2 separate regions of the Homo sapiens genome follow, and region 1 is linked to region 2. The links are chromatin loops, found by intact Hi-C in ENCODE. Cell type or tissue: HepG2. All regions are shown on one strand. Each heading gives the region's core, and the rest is flanking DNA. Links, peaks and the distances in the headings are about the cores only. Region 1 overlaps CELF4 (CUGBP Elav-like family member 4). Region 2 overlaps CELF4 (CUGBP Elav-like family member 4).

Region 1 (8,323 bases), core at 233-8,232, 210 kb after region 2:
CCCACCCCCTGCCGCAGGTGGGAGCAGAGACAGCTCCAGATCTGGGCCAGGCCCACTCGCTCCCTAAGAGGGGCGCCCGGCTGGAAGTAGAAACACAGTCCACAAGGGTTTGTGATGTCCCCGGAGGACTGACCCCAGGAGCCTCCAGGGAAGCTGCAGGTAGCTGTTCCTGACCCAGGGAAGGCAGGCCTGGCTCACCAAATCCCCTTCAGGCACCTGGAGGAAGACACCAACTGAAGGCCACAGGGCCTCCATGGGGACACTGAGGACATCTCTGAAAGAGAATCAGCAAGGAAGGCTCCTGCACCCCAGCCCAGATTCCCAGCAGCCACAAGCCACAGGGCCCTCCGGGGAGGACAGCGCACTGGTGGAGAGGAGTAGCTGACAGAGGAGCAGAGACGGGGGCAGGAAAAGCACCAAAGGGGTCCTGAGGCCATGGCCAGGGTCCCAGGGGGCAAAGTTACAAGAAGGGCAAGGAGATGGCAACTGGCCTTCTGGTCTTCCTCCTGATCTCACTCCTGGCTCTTCCCTCCTCTCCTGGCTCTTCCCCTGACCCCTCTGCTCTCCCTTGCCCTCGCCCTCTCCGGCATTCTCTTCACCTCTCCCCTCGCTCTGTCGTCATGCTCTGCCTTGTTCTCTCCCGATCTCTGCAGCCTGGCCCGGCCTCCTCTCCCAGGACAGATGTGCTCCATCCTCCTCCCTCTTCAGGGCAGAGTCAGGGCTGAGTGAGGCTGGCCAAGGACCAGGGGAGGGAGGAAGGTTTCTCTTCAGGCCAGGGCCACCTGTACAGAGCCTGCTCCAGCTGAGAAATCTTCCCGACCAAGACTGACACTTTATTTCTGCTGAGAATTAAGAAAGCACAGGGCCGTATATTATCTCACCATCTAGCCCGGCACCTCTCTGACAAGCCCCTCAAAGGCTGTCTGGATGCTGACCACCATCAGATTATAATGGCACATGGAAAATGACCCCAGGAGCCATGGCTGCATGGGAACCAATTCCGTTCTCCTTTACCAATCTGTTTAGAGCACCCCATAGGTGCCTAGCCCATGGCTGAAGGCAGCTGGGAGGCTGGATGAGACTCCATGTCCCTGCTGTCAGAAAGCCCACAGTAAAACTGGAGGGAAGCAGAGGGGCCTGTGTGTGAGGGGTGAGCCCAACAGCACGCCATGGAGGAGGTCTGCCTGCACCATCCAGGGCCCGTCTGGTTGGGAGGGCTCCTGCAGCAGGGATGTTAGGCCAAAGCATCACAGGTGCCCAGATGCCAAGGACAGTGGGCTGGCTGCCTGCAACTGGGGTGGCATCTAGGGTGGAAGCCTCCAGACACAGGGAGATTTCATTTGCCCAGTTTAATTTACCATGGAAAATGGGACCCGTCATTTCAGAAATAGCTCTATCCTGGCCAGGCGAATCCGCAGGACTCACCCCAGCTGCTCTCAGGCCCGACTAGAGAAGACTGGCTGTAAAACACAGAAACAAGGTGCCAGGAAAGGAGTCTCCTCCAGTGGTCCCAGCCTTCCTCCCACACAGGATGAGGCCCCTAGGGATGTGGGGTCTGCCTAGCATGCTCTGGCCCTAGGAATGGAGTCTCCTGCCTCAGGAATGGCCTCACTCCCCCGTTGGGACAGAGCGACAAAGCCCAACAGATTCTGGTTCACACCCCTGTGCCTGCCCCTTCTCAGCCAGGCCTTCCTCCCAGCCTTGCAGGGGAAGCCTGAATTCCCCATCTGGCTCCCTGCTCTCCTCTCTTTCCCCCACACTCCTGGCCTCTGCTTGGAACTTTCCTGGACCATCCCAAGCCCATTCCACCTGTTCCCAGCATCTCTTAAATGAGTAGGCAGATGTCAGGAGTCCTGGGTTCATCTTGATATCACCATTTACAACCTTTGTGACCTCAGGCTAACTTCTTAACCTATCTGAGACTCCATTTCCTTGACTGAAGTTAGAGATAATCTATTTGCATACATCACAGGAGAAGTTGTGATGATCTAGCAATGCGATCAGTATAGCAGCTGTTCCTGTTCTCAGGGGTGTTATGGATCCTTGGGGAGGCCTGGGTCACTTAAGCACCACCTCCACTTGCAAGTCAATTTCCAGCCTTGAGTGTACCTTTTTAATGGAAAACAGGGAGCTCCTTGTAGTACCCTTCCCAATGGGGTACCAACCAGGCTTCATGAACTAGGGGGCTTATTCGTTGGCTAGAGCTGTCATAGCAAAGTACCACAGACCAGGTGGCTTAAACAACGGAAATGTATTTCTCACAGCTCCGGAGGCTGGAAGCCCAAGATCAAGGTGTGGGCAGGATTGGTTTCTGGTGAGGGCTCTCTTCCTGGCTTGAAGATGGCGGCCTTCTCGCTGTGTCCTCCTATGGTTTTCTCTCTGTGTGCACATCCCTGGTGTCTCTTCCTCTTCTTGTGAGGACATCAATCATATGGGATGAGGGCCCTACTCTTATAACTCCATTCAACCTTAAGTACCTCCTTAAAGGTACCATTTCCAAATACAGTCACAATGGGGGTTAGGGCTTCACTGTATGAATTTTGGCGGGACACACTTCAGTCCATACAGAAGCTAAGTGGACTAGGCTCAAAGAATGAATAGACTGTCAAGAGGAGGAGGCTGGGAGGGACAGCAGGGAGCTTGAAGGCCCAGGGAATGGACTTGGGGGAGGAAGGTGCCAGGATGTGTGGTGGGAGTGGTACAAGAGGTGGTGGGGCCAGATTTTGTGGGGTGGGGGTCAGGCAGAAAAGATGCTTGATTTGCTGGCCCAAAGAACCTGGCCTCAATCTCCCTTTATGGAATGGGTACTTTTCCCACTTACTTCCTCCTTGGTCCTCTCCTCCTGGAGCAGCTGAGGTCAACTGAGATAAAATATGACAAAGCTAAAGGCCGTTGTGTTGGTAGCACTCATGTGCCTACTCATCCTGGCTGAATCCCAGCTCTGCCGCTCCTCAGAGCTTTGTTCTTCTCATTGAAAAGATGGATATAATAATCCCTACCTCAGAGAATTGTAAAATTACATAAGCAGAAAAGCTGTAGAAATCTGTCCAAGAGAGCATCAGGGCTGGAACTGGGTCCAGGTCAGTCCTTAAGACCTGTTTGGGGGAGAAGAATGCTACAGGTTTCAGGGAAGGGAAGGCTAGGAGGGCGGGGCATTCCAGGAGGACATGGCAGCCTAGGAAAGGGTGAGATGCTGAGTCCCAAACAGTACTGGACAGGGAACCAGGAGCAACCTGGCTCCCTCCTGGAGCCCCTCTCCCATAGCCAGATGCCTGGGCGGCCTTCTGGATCTTTCCCTCAAAGACTGGAAAGGAGCTCGTTCACAGGGAACCCAGGAACTTCATTACGTTCCTCCTTCTTCTCCCTGTGATTGGAATTTGCTGTAACATGGCAGAGTTCTCTGCTGCCAGGGCTTGGGAACAAAGTATCTTGCTTCCCCTCAACTCCATAAGGGATGTCAAGTGGGGACCTGGTGGTGAACAATGACACCCTCGCCCCTCTCGGTGGGCTGGCCCTGGCATCCTCCCCTGCTGCCTCTGGCTACCTGTGCCTCCTTCCTTGTCGGCTGCGTCCTGCCTCCCATCTCTGTCCTTCCCGGCCACGGCTCTGCCCTTCCACTGGCCTTGTGCTCACCTTGCTGAGTCACAGGCACCCATACTCCCCCACCCAGTTGTCCTGACGCAGCCAAAACTCACTTCGAGTCCTAGAGCAGAAGGTAGGAGGAAGCTTGTGACTGGCTGGTCCAGCCGCTGTACGGGAGGGAATTGGCAACGGAAGGTCTCAAAGCGCAGGACAGACATGCAGAAATCACCCCACAGGCCCCACTTCCCAGCCATGTCCTGCCACGTGGTGGCCTTGGGAAGCACCTGAATGCCTCTTGGCCTCAGCCTCTCCATCTCTAAAATGGGGGTGTTTGTACCTGCCCCACTACCTCTCTGAGTCTGAGTTTGTGAGAGAAATGCAGATGCAAGAAGGGCTCAGGGAGGTGCGTAAGGGCAGAAGCACTGGTGAAGACATCAGGTCAGAATCCGCTGGCGTGATCCTCCTCACGTTTGTTGCTTAAACCACTCTGAGACCTCCGGGCTGTAGAGCCCACCCTGGTGCCTCCCGGTGAGCCCTGAAGCCAGGCAGCCAAGCCCGGGATGCTTGGAGTCCAGAGACCCCTAGTGCCCTGAATGGGCCATTGACACAGATCCCCGAGAGGGAAGAGAGAGGCCGGCGGCTAGGGGAGTCAGGCATTGCTCTCCTGTCCTCCTGGCACCCAGACACCACAGGGGACAAGTAGCTGTGCCCACTCCACGCACTCCCTGAGAGAACAGCCCTGGCTGCAATATGGAGCCCCAGCCCTGAGCTCTGCTTTAACCATGGAGCTGGACGGCCCAGAGCCTTGGCCACGCCTGACCCATAGGCCACTTCTGCGAGCTGGTACGGGCTGGGATCAAGCTGGATGCCCTGGCCTGGGTGGGGTCCATCTGCAGCCAGTGACCAGCTCATTTCCATAAAGGCAGATGTTTGAGTGAACCAGGGCTGAGCCAAGGGTGTGCTTTGGTGACACAAAGGCCTGTGTGACACAGAGGGACAGGCCAGCATTTCTGTCAACCTCAGATTCTGATATCAAAGGCTAGTAGGAGCTGCTGCTCGGAGTAGGAGGAGGAGGCATCTCAAAGTCTCCTGTCCAGAGACACCCCCCTGAAAGAATGGGGCCATGGGGCCGTGCCGTCGAGGGGAGACGGGCAGCACTTTGGTGAAGGTGTGTGTGCTTGCAGCAGCATGTTGTGGGAGCGCGTGTCTGTGGGTGCAGTCTGTATACTCGCATTCACCTGTGCACCTGAGTGCTGGGTGTCTGTCCCCTCACCCGCAGGCCTGCTATAATGCTGTCCCCCTCTGCTCTGTTGCAGATGAACCGGCCGATCCAGGTGAAGCCTGCGGACAGCGAGAGCCGAGGAGGTAGTAGCTGCCTGCGCCAGCCCCCTTCACGTGAGGGCCCACTTGTCTCTGCCCCTCCCCCTCCCCCTCTCACTCCTCCCTCCTTTTCCCGACGCAGCAAGGCGATGCAGCGACTCCCCGCCTCCTCCTCTTGCCCCTCTGGGGATCTCGTGGCTGAGGGTTGGGGACAGAGCTTTGGAGCTCTGGGTGACTGGTGTGGAGAGAGACAGGAGGGAAGGGGGGTGTTTGGGGTCTTCCAGACGGTGCGGTTTATGCGTCTCTGAGTAAACAAGTGCCATGTCCCAGGATATTCTTCTCCCCTCCATTAAAACACCCAAAAGGGTGTGCCCACCTCGATGTGGACAAGGAAAACCCCACCGTGATGGGGCTTGTGCAGTTAGAAGGGAGACAAGAAGTGGTCACAGCTGTGCTGTAGGAGGATTCAGGCCAAGGAGGCAAATCTGAGTGGTCCATGGGAGTGTGGGCACTCAAGGCCAGCACTGAGGCAGAGATCCTGGAGATAGAGGCAGGCAGTCAGACAGGTGTCTGGAAAGGGACAGAGGGGAAGGACACAGCCTCACTCCACAGACGCTTGTCCTAGAATGTGGAGCCCACTGGAGACTGGCCGTGGAGAGCCTGAGTAAGGGAATGCAGCACCTTGAGGCTCACCGCTGGAAGGGTTAGGCAGACGGCCAGCCAGGGGCAGCTCCGTCACCAAGTGACAGCATCCTCTTGGCACAGTGCCTGTGTGTCTGTACTGCCCCCCCCATCCCAGCCACAGGGTTAACCAGGGCCCACCCTAGGCACAGCCCTGGCCCTAGGCTCCCCTAGATGAGATTCAAACATACTCTGACATTAAAAGAAAATGAAAGGCAAGGACATGGCAAAGAAAATACATCCAGCATCCAAGATCAGGCCTCCCCTACCCGGGCACCAGCTCCTCCTGCAACAAACTGCCCCAGTGATACAGAGCCCATCACACCTCACCTGTGGGAGAGAAACAGACTCCCCAGCCCCATAGGGTAGAAGAATGTGCAGGCCCCTGCCAGGTGCCCTCTTCCTGGCCCACCTCCTTGGGAGAAGGGCATTGTCCTTCTTGATCACTAGTCCCCGGCACTCACACTGAGCCTCATCCCCTCTGGGCCCTGCCCAGACGTTGCTCTGAACTGAGCTCTCAGCCACTTCCCCGGAGAAGGGGGCCAAACGGAGGCTCCGAGCAGGTGAAGGACCCCCGAGTAGAGACTCTGTCCTCTCCACCATCTAGGGCCCCCAGCCCAAGTTCCCACAGAGGCACAGCCAGGCAGTGAGCCAAACAGCCATACAGAAGTGAGACACTCCCAGAGGACAGACGGGCGGTGGCTTCCTACCTCCAGCCTCCTCCCACTATGGGAGAGACCTTGGCTGCTCTTCCGCCAGAGACAGGAGCAGCCCGGAAAGGGTTTAGAAAAATTGAGAACACCCATGAGGCCACCAAGGGGAGCGTAAGGAGTTGGGGCCTTTTTTTTTTTTTTTTTTTTTGAGATGGAGTCTCACTCTGTCGCCCAGGCTGGAGTGCAGTGGTGTGATCTCGGCTCACTGCAAGCTCCGCCTCCCGGGTTCACGCCATTCTCCTGCCTCAGCCTCCTCAGCAGCTGGGACTACAGGCGCATGCCGCCACACCCAGCTAATTTTTGTATTTTTAGTAGAGATGGGGTTTCACTGTGTTAGCCAGGATGGTCTCAATCTCCGGACCTTGTGATCTGCCCGCCTCGGCCTCCCAAAGTGCTGGGATTACAGGCGTGAGCCACCGCGCCCAGCTGGAGTTGGGGCCTTTTGTTGCCCTGAGAAGGTGACATTAGGTACAGCCTCCAAGGTGGCCCCAGCCTACCCTTCCCCCCGCCAGGGCTGGGGTGTCCAGCATGAGGGCCCAGGTAGTAAGATGGGACAGCCAGTCGCAGCTGCCCTCCACCTCCCAGCCAGGAGCTCTTGGCTTCTGCCAACCCTGCCACACCCTGGGCTCTGGCCCAAGTGTCCCTGTTCACCACCCTCCCCTGGCCCAGGCCCAGGCCCAGGCCCAGTGCTCTGGGTTTCTCCCTGCTCTTTAGATCAGCCAGGAACCGAGGAATTTCTCTCCCCCTCATTTCTCAGAAAGTTTACCGGGAAATCAAGGGCAAAATGTCGAGCAGGTGAAAGCTACTTGCAAATTTGGAGAGCCAGTTGTCCTGGAGGGTGCTGTGGTGTGGCCGCTGGTGATCTGTTCATCCTTGGGGCCTGTGCCTGCTCAGAACACTCCTTCATCCCCTCAGTCAGGCCTCTGCCCTCCAGCCCCAGCAGGGCACTGACTTAGGCACAAGGCCTCTAGGACTCAGGCCCCCTCCCAACCCGGACCTCAGATCCTACCCACTAGGGCTTGGGCTGGTGTCTTGGGGCTGCCTGAAGGGATCCCATGCCCCAGGGCATAGACGCACCTCCTCACACCAATGGAGTGCTCTGGTCCTAAGGACCCCGGTAGTCAAGGTCCAGTTGGTTGAGGGTTAGAGATGCTTCAGGCGTGAGGGGCCCACGTGAGCGAAGCCCATGTGGTTTGTGCTGCCTGCTCCTGTCCCTTCCTTGGCAGTGAGAGGAGTGCCATCCTCACTCAGCCTCGTCCAGGGCACATGAGGCCCACAGCAGTGCGAGGGGTGTCTCCTGGAGACCGTCACCCAGGCACACAGTGACTCACCTGCAGCCCCCAGTTCACACGGCCCGGCCAGGAGGCAGTGACACACGGAAGCTGTCATGGATGGGCAGGAAAGCTGGGATAGTAGGTGCCAGCAGCAGTTCCGGAGAGGAGATCCCCCAGGCGGGGGCAGCCAGAGGCCTCAGGGGAGGTGGCCCTTCTGGTCTTGAAGGTGGGAGATCCCACAGCTTGAGAAGGGGGGATGGCATGAACAAGGGCCACCGACCCAGGCCTCTGAGGGCCATAAGGAGGTGCCATCTGGTGTGGAGCAGGCAGGTCAGAGTCCAGGCCATTTTCTCCAGCACTGGAGAGGGATGTCTGGAATCCCCTCTGCCCAGCAAGGCCGTGCTGGGCTCTAACTCAAACCTTTCTCTCCCTGAACTTGCCTCAGAGGCAATAGCTCTCTGACTCCAAGATGCTAACCTCATCGGCTTTCTCCCATATATCTCCTGTGGCTAACACTCGCCCCAAACCAGATTACTCAGCTCTTTTATTCTTCTTGCAGTAGAAAGTGGGGGGGGGGGGAGGTGTAGGGAAAGCCAAACCTAAACATCTTTCTATTAATTGCATATTCAATATTAAACAGTGAGATGGCCCTGAGTCAGCACTATCACCAAGCTGTGTGGTTTTTTTTTTAAAAGAAAGTTAGTTTAAAATAATTTAATAGCCATTAAATACTTCTGGGGAGAAGGGGAAGGG
Region 2 (8,323 bases), core at 58-8,057:
TAGGAAGGCAGGTGGAATATGATCCTGGAGCTCAGAGTGGTGATCTGGGCTGGAGGTATAAATTTGAGAGGCATCAATATGTCATGGTATTTAAAGTCATTTATAATAGAACAAATTAAACAAGACTTCCTAGATGTGATTATTGTTCCTCCTCAGTGTGGACTGAGCATCAATTAGGTCACAGACTGTGTGATGCACACTATGAGGTCATGCATGCGTGAAGCCTAGAACAGAGGATGCTGGGAGTCCTCCTTCCCCATGCCCCCACTCCACCTCCAGGCAGGTGCTCACCCACACTGACACTGCCAGCCCTCACTTTGTCATTAATGAATGAGATAAAGGAAACTGTTCCTCCTGCCTCAAATTGTCCTGCACCATCTCACAGAACTTAGCCCAGCTCTGTCCCTCCCATGCTCCCACCTAAATCCCTCATGCTGTAGCTTCATTCCCTCCAGCCCTTGCCAGGGCCACTGCTGCTGCCCTTTCTTGGAGCATCTTTCCCAGGATGCCAAGGTTGCATTCCACGCAGCAGGGAGAGCGGGAACTGCTGTCCAGGGGTGAGTCAGCCAGATTCACAGTGGTGATGTAGGTCGCAGAGCTCCCTCCTCCCTGCCCCACTGCTGCGTCTGGAGCCTTCCCACCCAGCTTGCCCCACGATCTGTGTCCTTGTGGCCCACATATCCCGACCCAGCCACCCCCACCAGCCTGACCGTGCTGGCTCGTTTCTCTGAACCCCTAGAAGGGAAGAGCTCCTTGGGAACTTCTCTTTGGCCCCCAGAGCCATGACCAAATGCCTGAGGCAGACCGCTGGCCCGTTTTCCCTGTTTTAAAGTAAAAAAACAATAAAAGCAACACACAAAGAGAGACGCTGCTGTTTTACTTACAAATGAGAGATGTAATCATTCACCCAGGTACCTGGGAGGCTCTGGGCTGGGGCCAGGGAGCCAGTGGACGGGAGGACCCTAGGGCCACAGGCAACCTCTCCACATCCTCCTGGGTACCAGCAAGTGAGACAGGCACTTGGGTCCCCACCCCAAACTTCTCTCACAGGCACTCCAGAGCCAAGCCCTCCTTCCTTGTCACCTTGAGAGATACTCTGGGGTCTGAGCCCACAGTCAGGAGGGTGGTATTCAACTGCCCTGGTAAAGAATAATGGGGTGTCTGGCTGCAAGGCTAGGTGGAGACAGGGAGAGCTACGCACACATCAATGCATATGCACTGTTATAATTGGGTAGTTATTAATAAAGCTATGTCTATTGTCCAGCTCTCTAATGTGCCAGGCCTGCGCTGCACATGAGACCTGATCATCACCTCTCTCCATCCTCACAGCAAGCCCATGACAGCATGACCAATTTGGTAGCTAACAGCGGTGTGTGGCTATTTACATTTACATTTAAATTAACTTTATTCCAATGTAATTTAAAAATCCGTTTTTCAGTTTTACTAGCCACATGCCCAGGGTTCAACAGCCACAAGTAAAGAGGGGCTACAGTGGTAGGCAGTCTGTGCTGTCTACATAGCACATTTTCTGCATGCCAGAAAGTTCTATCAAACAGTGCGGAGAGCATTGCGTGTGCACTGACTAACAAGAGTGCATGAGTGAAGACACACACATGGGCATGTGTGACTGTCACTGGAATGTTCACACACGCACAGCACAAGGGACACAGCTGTGCATGTGTTTAGGCTGTGTGTCTGTGTGTGCACGTGCACGCGTGTGTGTGTGTGTGTGTGTTTGTGTGTGTGTGTGTGTGTGTGTCTTAGAGGTGCCCAGCCCTTGTCCACCACCCCAGGCATCCTGTTGCCTGAAGGAATGTCAGGAACAAGAGCTCTGGAATCAAACTGTCTGGCTTGGAATGTGGGCTCTCCCACTCTCTAACTGGGTGACCTTAGGCAAGTGGCTTAACTTCTCTGTGCTTCAGCTTTCTCTTTATAAAATAAAGATAATAACAGAGCCATTGTTGAGGGTTATTAGAAGCATTACATGAGATAATATGTGCAAAGCTCTCGGAGAGGCTCCCAGCACACTGTGAGCTATTAATAAACATTAGCTGTTACTGTCGTTTCCAAGAGGCAGTGTGTTTGCTGCGCAGGAGCAGCCTTGGAGAAGAGTCTGTCATGTCGGGGAGGGCGTTGAGAACCCTGATGAGACCGAGGATTGCTTCATTCTCAAGCCTGCCACTGCTTCCTGAGAGCAGCAGGGTGGGGCAGGGAGGGAGCTGCTGGGAGCAGCAGGGGTCCCCACCGGCCAGGGAAGGAGACTCCGCAGAGAGGGGTGCTGGGGTGAGGAGGTGCCAGGAGGGGAGGCACACGGGAGGTGACGGGAGGAACGGAGCAGGAGTCCCGCCTTAGCATGTTGTTTACAGCCTGGATCTTCCAGTCGGGCTCTGGGAAATGTGCTGCTGAGTGAGGGAGAGAGAACCCCGTAAGTAACTGCTCCACAATGTCAGAATTGCTTTCTATATTCGCTAAAGCACCAGGCCAGCTATTCCCTCACACTGCCCTCTAGGATCTAAAGTCTCACCTGGGAATGAGACCAACCCACAAGCGACAATTGGAATGAAAAAGAATCAGAGCAGAGGAGGCACCTGAGGGAATCACTAGTCCCAGGCAGCCATTTTAACACAAATCAATTCAACAGGTATTTGCTGAGTGAGTGCCTGCTCTGGGTAAAGACAGCGTTGTGGGTGCTTGGGGGATTCAGAAAAGCAAAAAGGGAGGAAGGAGCCTCTGCCCTGAAGGAGTCGAGAGCCAGAGAGAGAGGCTCCAGGCCTCAGCAGCCAAAGGTAAGACGGCTCGGGAGAGGATTACACACAGGAACTGGCATTTGTAATGGACTTTGAAGATGGGTGATACCTTTCAGAGAGCAAAACAAGGTCCAGAGAGGTTGGACAGCTTGCCCAGGGCTACACAGCCAGTGAAGAATCGAGCCAGGTGTGAGGTCTTTCTTCCATGGAGAGACAAGGAAAAAGGAATGCATCCCTAGGCACACAGTACAGAGAGCAGGGCCTCAGAGGTGCACACAGGAGAGACCAGGGCCATCCCCTGGGATGAGGAGGCCGCCCTCCCACCCCGCCATCCCTCTGGCCTCCCGGAAGGTCCGCCCGATGCGGCGAGAGGCCGCCTGTGTTTTCAGACGTGGCCAGCAGAGGGCACCAGGACTACTGCACAACCCGGACCAAGGAGCCGGCCGCCTCCAGAGCTGGATTCAGCGCCTGGGACTCTCCGGGGCACAGGGCACAAATGTCTGTGCCCCAATCACACAGCCCCGTGGGGTGAGCCCATGATGGGACACCAGGTCGGGGAGTCACGTCCGCGGCTTCCATGTGGAGGGTAGGGCTCCAAGGAGGCAGGCCTGGTTGGACGAGAGAAATCCCAAGACCCTCCCAGATCAGGTGGGCACCTCAGGTTGAATAAAAAAGTTTTCTCCCAGGAGGAGCTTGTGTCTGGCGGACATAAAATGAGTGTATTTTCTTTAGTTTACTTTCAGAGAAAGCAAAGGGAGGGGTGTCTCCATCTGTCACCACCTCCGGGGCTCATCCCTGAACCCCTACAGCGAAGCAAGGAAATAAAATAAACAGCCCCTGTCAGGCTCACATGTGGAGTTGGGGTGGAGACAGCAGCCTGAAATGGTCCCCGAAGACCTGTAATTTTCATGTCCTTTTGCAGAGGCATGACAGAGGAACCATGTCCTTTTACAGAGACCCGACCGGGAACTGGCCTCCCTGCCTTAATCATAAAGGCCATTTGAAGTTAGCACTCAGGTTGCCCTTTTGCAGAAAGACACCCCCAAGGACTTGCTGGGAACTCTTTCTCTTGGATAGAGAGCACCATTCTCCTCCGAGAATGCCAGGCTCTCAGCGTGTACACAGGGCCCCTTCAGTCCAGCCTGGGTGCGATTTCCCAAACTCCAAAGGAATTGGGTCCAAATTCGATTTTTCTTCTTCCTGCTCTGAGAACCAGCCTATGTTTGGTTTGGGCAGTGACAGTTTGGAGATTCAAATGAAAGTCATGATCAAGGTGGTGATAACTGAGTGCACAGCAGAAAATGTAAGGGGAGAAGACAAATACAAGAGGAGGAGGCAAATGCCAGGGACAAAGAGGCGAGGGCACAGAAGAAAGCCCAGGTAAGGGCTGAGTGGCCAGAAGGGTCGGGAAAGCCAGGCTGAGGATGGGTGACCTATGACACCCGCCAGTCGTGCTGTGGGACAGTCCCAGGGAATGTGCTACATCAGATCACATCTGTCCTTGGCTTTATGTGTAGGAATCTTGTGAAGTGAGTCAGCCAGCACCCCCTGGCAAGGTGGGGCATCTCCTCTCTCCCTTCGCAGAGCACAGCTCACATCACTGGGAGGTGTCCTCCAAGCCTCCCTCCAGGCCTGGGAGCTTTATGTGAGCGTGTGAAAGCCTGGGCCGCCTGCACACGAGCCTGTGGCTTTGGGAGATGGGGGTGATGGTGATGGCGGAGTGTGGGAGGGAGCAAGTGCAAGATGTGCGGGGACTTGCTGCCTGGGGACTGGGGCCAGGGCTCCTCCTGTCTCACAGTGCCATCTCAGGTGGGCCACCACCTCCCCCACTCCCTATCTGCATCTGTAAAATGCAAATAGCAATCTCTGCCTCACCCATCCCACACAGATGTTGTGATGCTCAGATTAGGCAAAAACGTGGAGAAAAGGCGCTAGCGAGCAGCACACAGGTGCCCTGCATAGACCTGTAGCTGGGGACCCCTTGCCGAGGGCTGAGAAGATGGCTGTTGCTCAGGAAGTTCCCTTTTAGGAGGGAGTGGGGGAGACAGGAAAGTACAAAGAAGAGAGTCAGACTCTAGAGAAGAAAGAGTTTCCAGTCCTTCAGGTTCCAATGCACCATTCGCCCTAACACCTGTCCCTTGGGACTCTGAAGACCACAAGCCTTACCCCACAACCATTCTGGCCTGTGCAGTTCTCAGCTTTCCCTGGAAAAGCCTGTTTGCCACCCCACCCCTCCCATCACCCCTCCAGGGAGTATCCTCCCACCTCCCCTCATTGCTCCAAACAGCTGTGATTCAGAGAGCGTCATTTCCAGGGAAACCAACAACAACAAAAAAATGTCCAGGCGTCAGGGGAAATTTCAACCACAATGCAAGTGGTTCCAGAGGAGCATTGATGACACCCAGGATGCAACTTGGGCTCCCAGCACTGTCAGCACCATCCTCAGAGGAAGAGACATAAACAGGACATATGTGCAGGGGCGTGGGGAGGGAGATGGATGTTCCCCAAAAACAGGAATTAAAGTTTTCAATAACATTTGTTGTTCAGCCACAAGGCCCTCGAGACTAGAGGAACCCAAAAAGAGACCAGGAAAGGTTAGCAAGGTCCTTTTTACCAGGAAGTGAATCGTGTTCTCTCTCGCTGCGTGGCCAGTGTGGATCCAAGTAGGGATCTCCACACTGTGATGGCAGGGCTCACCTGAGCATGCTCCTCTGTGGCCTGGCCTCCTGGTGGCCGCCCCTTTCCCCAGGGGTGCTCAGGGCTGGCTTGAATCCCGTGTTCAGAACGTGGCTGCTTACTATCCCTTCGGAGCTCACAGTACATATAAACGCTCTTAAGTAATACACGTGTATTACCTAACGGCCCACATGTGCACACAGGGGAGCGTGTACCATGTCAAGTGATGGGTTACGTGAACTCTTCCTGCTACTCTCATGATCACTGTAGACTAATATGATAAAGGTGGCTCCTGAATTTTGCCATATAGATCTCAGAGTTGTGTGGGGACTGGGAGCTGCTCGGAAAGTCTGCAACTTCGGATCCCTGGGCCACTGCTCTTTGAAACAGGAGCAATTGTCTTCAGAATTTGTTCCGTACAATGAATTCAGTCTTATTTTAACATTTTGAAAAGACTGACTAGGAAAAACAACAAAAAGACAATAAATAACGCCAATAAGGTATGTACTGTCATGTAGATTTTAATCTAAAGAGTCAGATTCCACCTGGTCCAAATCATACAGAGGCATTATTTTTAATTCCAGAATCACCAATTAGCTAATCCTCCATAGTCAGGGAGGATTTCCAGCATGGTGTTCTATTGTTGGAGAAGACCTGGGTGCAGGGAGGCCCACCTCCCATCCGAGGCCACACGGCAGCCAGGTGCCTAGGACTAGCCATGCCTTCAGACAGCTTCAAGGGTGAGGAAATGAGTACAGAGGACAGCTTTCCGTCAGCCTGCCATGTAGACATCGCAAGCCTTTGGGACATGGCACCTCAGTTTCTCTTGCTTCTACTGGCAGCATCAGGGTTCCACGACCTGGAACAGTGCTGTGCAGCCCCAGCCCCTGCTCGCTTTCAGAAGGGGTTCTGTAAACACCCGGCTCTGTGAGGCATGTCACCTCTTCTCTAAGGCTGAAACCGACCAGACAATAGGCCAGAGCAGGAAGTGTCTGCATTCATACCCAGTCCTCTGCCTTCCCTCCCTTCTCTTCCCCTCCCTCTCTTCCCCTCTGGCCCTGGGGATGTATTTTGCATCCTTTAAATGATCTTGTTTATTCTATGTGTCGGAATATAGTTATCTGAATATTAATTATGGCTTTAGTGAAGTTCGTCGGTTGAATGCAGGAATTGAGAATTCCTCCTTCACTTTTAGCCACCTGCTTTGATTTCTCTGTTTATCTGCTTGACTGAGCTGAAATCAGTTTCTGTAAGTGAAAGTCGGCTGCTTGGAGCAGATGTTAATGCTCAGAAATAGTGTACGGTCTGCTATTAGCATAAGTAGCATGATGCTAATAAATAGAGGTGTGCAGGGCTAGTGCAGTGGTGCCGGTGGGGACCGAGGGACAGCGGCCTGCCCAGTGACAGAGCCCATGCCCCACCCAGAGGAAGAGGGAGAGCCCCAGCCTGGGTGCTGGACACCTTCTGCCCAAGCCAGCCCTGCCCTTCCCCCTCCCCAGCACCCAGTATGCAGCCAGCTAGGGGCCGATGATTAATGACGGCGAGGACTGTAACCAAATTGTAGTGCCATTAGCACCAAGTCACAACTGACAACTAGATACATCATCTCTGAGGTTTCTATCCAGCTAACTAATTTAACTATGTGAATACGGGAAACGCCGCTCTGATGCCATAAGGCAAATATTGCCAATACCCAGGAGCCTGTCAGTAAGGAATGAGAGACGGGGAATCCATCGGGGCCCAGCGGCCAGGTCCACAGTCCTGGCTGGGTCAGCAGATCTGTCTTCACAGCATTTGCGCTTCAAGGCTCTGGAATAACTCCACCATACACCACAAGGAGCCAGGATCCAATAATCCGCCGAACCAAGCCCCCGACTCCAGGACCACCCCACTGCTTTCCCCTGACGTGGAGATGACAAGGTTTCCTTCCAAGTCAGAGAAGGACAGATTTGGTCACGGCAATGCCTTTCTCCCCATCCCCCGAATTTCTCCCCATCTCTGCAGCTCCCCACTTTCTCCAGGAGAGGGACATGCAGGAGCTCTGATGATATACAGGTGGGCCTCCATTCTCACAGTAGCTGCTCCCGAAATAGTGAATGCAAATTGTTATTATCTTCTTTTTTGTCATTTTACAATGAATCTTATTTGAAATGTGCTGTGTTTGCTCACCAGAAGAGCCTTATAAGGGATCCTTTTAGAAATAAAAGAATCCTTCTGCCATGTGAATAGTTGCCCTTTAATTCATCTGCTTTATGAGCTTGGGGGCTCCACATGGCCATGTTCTTAAGCCAGCCCCTGAATTACCAGGTGATTTATTCTCTGAATCAGAAGGGCCCCCACTCAAATCACCCCCCTGCTGTATGGGCCAATTGCTGGGGAGGTTGAGGGGCCAAGACATTGACTCCATGTTAGAAACTCCGGATTCCCAAATTTCTCACCTGCCGTAGTGGAGGCAAAAGAGAGTCTAATAGGTTCTGTGTGGCTCAGCAAATCCAGTCTCCTCTCTGGGGTTCCCTACTCACACTCAGGGAAATGAGGACAAGCTCGTGGGATAATGTCTGTGAACCAAGACAGGAAAACTCAAAGCTCTCCAGCAATGGAAGGAGACATTCGTGCGTAAGCAGCCGTGTACCCGCAGCCACGTGCCTGGCTGAAACTCAAGGGCATGGTATCTGGAGTGGCTGGGCCAGCTTGCTGGAAGGCTGCGTTCTGGAAGTGGCCGCCCACGCCAGTAAGCTCAGAAGACAGTAATGGCAACAACCCAGATAATTCTGGGAAATTTAGCTTCCATGAGAGATATCCAGATAATGGAGATGGGAAGAAAGACTTTGGTGCCTGAATAATTGTCCAGCACCCCTCTTTCCAGGGCAGCCACTTAGACAAGAACTTTAGGTCACTGA

Evidence for each region. Peaks named below come from ENCODE experiments on the same cell type or tissue, not always from the same donor. Only the 100,000 strongest peaks of a DNase experiment are listed, where the experiment ranks them.
Region 1: a loop joins it to region 2, with 7 times the contacts of the local background. A loop is called at or near these places in 3 of 110 quality-filtered maps.

What each region holds. Positions count from the first base shown.
Region 1 is chr18:37,318,457-37,326,779 of GRCh38, reverse strand. It overlaps CELF4 (CUGBP Elav-like family member 4), which reads left to right. Exons shown (of 13, transcript NM_020180.4): 3 at 4,899-4,977. Among named protein-coding and RNA genes, the nearest start is that of SNORA111, 140 kb to the left of the region's middle. RefSeq lists an enhancer at 3,216-3,752. In HepG2, for the core only: a CTCF peak has its summit at 4,152; a DNase peak (open chromatin) is centred at 4,149; H3K27me3 peaks cover 2,168 bases.
Region 2 is chr18:37,532,885-37,541,207 of GRCh38, reverse strand. All of the region lies in intron 1 of CELF4 (CUGBP Elav-like family member 4), which reads left to right. Among named protein-coding and RNA genes, the nearest start is that of CELF4, 29 kb to the left of the region's middle. RefSeq lists enhancers at 408-702, 6,959-7,459. In HepG2, for the core only: a CTCF peak has its summit at 3,150 (motif pointing right); no DNase peak of the experiment used is centred there; H3K27me3 peaks cover 7,123 bases.